2 separate regions of the Homo sapiens genome follow, and region 2 is linked to region 1. A link is a loop called in an ENCODE intact Hi-C map of the cell type or tissue named here. Cell type or tissue: endothelial cell of umbilical vein. All regions are shown on one strand.

What was found. A loop is a pair of places that touch in the nucleus more often than their neighbours do. Peaks named below come from ENCODE experiments on the same cell type or tissue, not always from the same donor. Only the 100,000 strongest peaks of a DNase experiment are listed, where the experiment ranks them.
Region 2: a loop joins it to region 1, with 2.5 times the contacts of the local background. A loop is called at or near these places in 1 of 110 quality-filtered maps.

What each region holds. Positions count from the first base shown.
Region 1 is chr2:63,053,205-63,055,704 of GRCh38, forward strand. OTX1 (orthodenticle homeobox 1) reads left to right here. Exons shown (of 5, transcript NM_014562.4): 4 at 843-994; 5 at 2,297-2,500. Among named protein-coding and RNA genes, the nearest start is that of OTX1, 3.6 kb to the left of the region's middle. RefSeq lists enhancers at 434-1,380, 1,027-1,076. In endothelial cell of umbilical vein, a CTCF peak has its summit at 1,163; no DNase peak of the experiment used is centred here; H3K4me3 peaks cover 143 bases; H3K27me3 peaks cover 2,358 bases.
Region 2 is chr2:62,474,210-62,476,709 of GRCh38, forward strand. It overlaps a transcript of TMEM17 not described here. Among named protein-coding and RNA genes, the nearest start is that of TMEM17, 31 kb to the right of the region's middle. RefSeq lists an enhancer at 1,407-2,139. In endothelial cell of umbilical vein, no CTCF peak of the experiment used is centred here; a DNase peak (open chromatin) is centred at 1,402; H3K27ac peaks cover 910 bases.

The DNA of each region.
Region 1 (2,500 bases):
GGGCCCACTGTCTGTTTACAATACAGGGCCCACTGCCGGCGCATGGGGCAGAGTCGTGGGCGTGTGAGGTGGCCAGGGCTGAGAAAACGCGCAATATGCGCCTTCCCGGCCGGATCACCGGCAACCTTTCTCCGGTTGTGGTCCCACCGCCAGCGCAGAGCTCATTTACTTGCGGATTCGCTACCCAGGGGCGGCTAGTATTTTTCCTTTTTCCCCAACATGGAATGTGTAATCTGGACACTCGTTAGGCCCTGACAGAAAGAGCCAAACTTTCCTTATGCGAAGCGGCAGGCTGCACTGAAGGAGTATTCTTCCTCCCTAATTAAATTGTCCTCTAAATCGATGTCCTGCACCCATTTTTGCGCTGCTGTAGAGGACGACTTGAGCCAAAGCCGGGGTTTCTTTTTTAGCTCCCGCTCCTTTACCTCATTTATTTTCTCCGAAAGTGTTTTTCAGGTCGTGTTTCTGCCTACCTCTTCCCCACTCCCTGTCCCCCATCCAGAGTGTGTGTGTGCGTGTGTGTGCGTGTGCGTGTGTGTGTGCAGGGGAGAGGGGATGTAGAAGAAGGGAGATTGTAGACTTCTCTTAACTTTTTTAACCTCTGAGAGGCATAGAGAGGGGCAGCCCTCGAATCTTGGAGACACTGGCTTCTAGTCGCACATCTGCACTTTCTCCCACCTGTGGCCTCTCAGGCTCGGCCGCCCGAGGGAGTTTCTTTTATTCCCAGTTCGGCTTTCTTTTGCGAAGGCCGAGATCTGGGCCTGCCAGGGGCCTGCCCGAGTCCTCTATCGCGGGTCCACGTGGCCACCAATGACCCGCGGCGCCCCCGCGTGTCCCCGCAGCCACTCCGCGGAAGCAGCGGCGGGAGCGCACCACCTTCACGCGTTCACAGCTGGACGTGCTCGAGGCGCTCTTCGCCAAGACTCGCTACCCTGACATCTTCATGCGGGAGGAGGTGGCGCTCAAGATCAACCTGCCGGAGTCTAGAGTCCAGGTGCGCACTCCCCGGGCTCCAGGGTCTGGGTAGGGGAGCTGAGGCTGCTCGGGGAAGGTCTAGGAAGGCTCTTGAGTAGTTCTTGAGGAGACCATCCTGTGGGGGTGGGCTTACAGACTGGGCAGCCGCTCTCGGACTCCCCCTAGCGCTGGGCCCCAGCCAGGAAAGGGGGCAAAAGTTAAAGGAAATGGCTTAGAGCCCTGGATTCCGCCTTTAGCCCTAGGGCGCCTTCGGTGTCGGTATCGAAAGTACTTTTTAGAATTGCCGGAGGACTAGGGAAGCTCCCGAATGTAAAGCGCCCTGCGGGCCTGACACTTGCCCCTGCTTCTTCGCCTGCCCCAGGACTTGGCAGTTTCCCTTAGAGGCCTGAATTCTGCCTCTGCCCTTGTCTTCCACCCCGGGAATCCTAGAAATGGAAGAGCGGAGATTGGCTGGAGCCTGGTGCTCTGCCTGGGTCTCATTAGACGCTTCCTCTGCTTACAGAGGATGCTAAGTGCAAAATCCTGCTGCCGGCTTTCTTATTTCTGTTTTTGAGATGAAAGGGTTCCGATGATAACGTTCGGATTCTAACTCAGAACTCTCCTCAAGAGTCTCGCCTCCTTTACTCGAAAGCTTGAGAAGGGGGACCAGGAATGCAGTGCCATGTGCTGGGGCTCTCCTAGAAGAGTAACCATTCCATTTGGTTCCCCACCTGGAGCCAAAGGGCCAACGAAATCCCACCCAGGCTTCCTTCCCGAGTCCCTCAAGTACTACCTCTGTTTAGCCTCTGGCCTTGCTCCTACCCCCACCCAAATACTCGCCCTGCCCAGTTCTGGCCTCCAGGAGCTGCTCAGTGAAACGGCTCAGGCCCTAGACTTGGTGACTGTTCCACACTCTTCGGCTCTGTACCTCTCCACTGTTGCCTGAGCTCTGTTAGTAGAAAACTGGGCCTCCAAACACACACGGGGCCTCCAAACATACACGGAAGCAGCCAACAGCAGCAATTTAGAGATGGCAGAACTTCTGACTGGGCAGACTGAAATATTCCGCCCTAGGGCAGAGTTGCGGTAGGGGTGGGGAGGTGCGCATCCCTGCTCTGGAGCCAGCTGAGGAGGGGCTTTGAGCAGAAGGATGGGGGAGGGTGGAGGAGCTGGGAACCGAGGTAGGGGGCAGGGTCTGGCCAGGCCAGAGACAGGAAGGGGCGGAGGCCTCGGTGAGAAAGGATTGCGATATTCTGGACCGGGAGTTGGGTCCGCGGGGCGGTGGAGCAACAAGCTCCCCTAGCTCCCTTTGACCCACTCTCCCCCATCCGGCCCACTGCAGGTCTGGTTCAAGAACCGCCGCGCCAAATGCCGCCAGCAGCAGCAGAGCGGGAGCGGAACCAAGAGCCGCCCAGCCAAGAAGAAGTCCTCTCCAGTGCGGGAGAGCTCGGGCTCCGAAAGCAGTGGCCAATTCACGCCGCCAGCTGTGTCCAGCTCTGCCTCGTCCTCTAGCTCGGCGTCCAGCTCTTCCGCCAACCCAGCGGCT
Region 2 (2,500 bases), 580 kb before region 1:
TTTTATAAGAGACAAAACTTCCAAAATAGTTCAGTTTTGCAGTCCAGTTGCTTTGATAGGAAAATTGTGTGGAGAGGGATATTTAAATGAGATCTATATCTGTGGTGAGAATAGCTCCATTTCCCTGAAATGTTTGCAGCCACAGCATTCCATGTCCACAGGCTTGCAAATCTCTCCCAAAGCTCAGCCCACAACCTGCTCTTCAACCCACGCTGAAGCTGCGTCTGTCTCCAGAACAAATAATACTATGTCTTTCTTCAGGCCATGAAAGCACGGTAACGTTCCTACATAAAATAGCAGCAGCTAAGGGGTCTTTGTTGAATTAAACAGGAGGCAGCAAATTCAGGACTAGATAATGAACACCTACTGTATGGCAGCTACTGGGGAATACAAACATGAATAAGACCTTACCCCTTGAAGAGGATCAGAGGGCCGGTGAACCCATGGGAGACACAGCCCAGGGTGCCCTGGGGGCTGGTAGCATGACAGACTTTTCTAGTTTTGGCTCTGAAAATTCCACATCCCAGGAAAACTACCCTAAACCCATATCCCCAGTCCCAGTTAAACTGGGGCTATTATTCATCTTCCGAGGGTCTCTGACTGTTGGAATCTGTTTCCTCATCTCGTTCCTTGCCTCTATCCCACCCCTGCAAATAGGCTTTTGAAATAAGCCAGCATTTAACTTCAGATAATAATAATGATTGATAATGAAACTAAAAACAGCAACAGCAATCTACCCTTGATGATAGTTCACCACCCCGGCTGCCTATTGGAATCACTTGGGACGCTTTTTAAAAAGATCAGCACCCAGGTCCTATCTTAGAACAATTAAACCTGATGTTCTCCAGGTGCTTTCCATGTGCAAGCAGCAGGAGAAACACTGCCTAGGGTTTAGGATGCTGCAGGAGAAGCTCCAGGAGAAGCAGCAGGAAGGGGGCTGCCCAACCCTGGTGTATTTCCTGGGGTGTTTTCAGCTTCTGAGCCAGACCAAGGCCACTCAAGGATGGTGAGGACAGACCCGGCAGGTCCTAGCACAGATGCTAATTTGGGAAGCAGCCTCTGAGCCGCACCACAGGCACTCCACTGTGTCTGTCCTGTCTTGGGGCACAGCGGCAGAGGCATGCCCACGCAGCCGGGCTCAGCGCCTCTTCGAGAGGGACCGCTGAGTGCGGCTGTCCTCTCCAGTGGGCCCGGGAACCTACGAGAGTCCCTGCCCACCCATTTCCAGCCCCCTGGCCTTGCTTCAACAAGTCACGCCTGGGCTGTTTTCTAGGCTGCTGCTCCCTGGCGGTTCTGGGTTTCCCATTTGTCACCTCCGTGAGAGAAATTAACAGTTTTGCCAGACCCCATATAAACAGGAAGGCAAGCTGTTAACAAGAGCCTCCTGCCCTGCTGCCAAGCCCAGAGCTCACGTTTCCTTTCTCAGAGCCTGTCAATTGTAAAGAGGAGAAAAGAAAAGAATGGGCTCTCTCTGGGCACTGTATGGGTTCTCTTGCGGCCACTTGAATGCCAGTGTCGGGCTCGCTGACAGCTGGGTCTGCAGCTGGCTGGTTTTGTCTGTTTTTTGAGGGACAGTCAGGGATAGCCACTGATTAAATCAGGAACAAAACATGACTACACTTGCGGCTGTGCAGACCAATGCTGCTGAACAGCAGAGAACAATTAATTGCCATGTTGTGGAATGTGTGGATGGGGGCGGGGAGGCAGTTGGCAAATGTAAGAATGTGCAGGAAAATGTCAAGCAAATGCTCGTGTTCATTAGAAGCTGAGGGAGAGGGAGCCAGCTCAGTGTGTTCCCAGGACCTACCACGGTGTCAGAGCTCTGGCCACTGCCTGCGTGCCCAGCAAGCAGCCTTCCCACTGGGGGCGGTCAGCCCACTGATGTGCTGCAAGGGGGTCATGCTTTGTCAAATAAGATAGGGAGCCCCTCAGCTCTTGGGGTGGCAGTTGTATCCATTTTCTTGAATATAGGGCACAAAAATGCCCATTTTCTATGTATGTTGTTGCAGAAAAAGGCTGGCTCCCTGCAGGTTTGCTGTGGGCTTCACTCTAGGCACTATGCAGCATCTACTGTGATGCTCTGGAAGCTTGCAGCCTGACTCTTATCCAAAAACCAGACAGGGAGGGCATTGGTGGGAGGCAGCAGTCCCTCAGCCTTCCACTACCACCAGGTAAGAAGATGGCTGCTCTTCAGTGATGCAGATTCACAACAGCTTCTGCAGAAAGACAGGAGCGGGAGGCTATGTGGATACAGGCACTCTTCAGCTTATGATGGAGCTACACCCTGATAAACCCATTGTAAGTAAAAAATATTGAAGTAAAAAATGCATCTGATACCCTGATAAACCCATTGTAAAGTTGAAAAATCCTAAGTTGCACCATCATAAATCAGGGACTATCTGTATGTATTTAAGCTAGGGAAGTGAAATGCATTCATATATTAAAAGAGATGGAAAAGAAGAAGAGCAAGAATGGTATCCAAAGGGGTCTGGAATAGCTG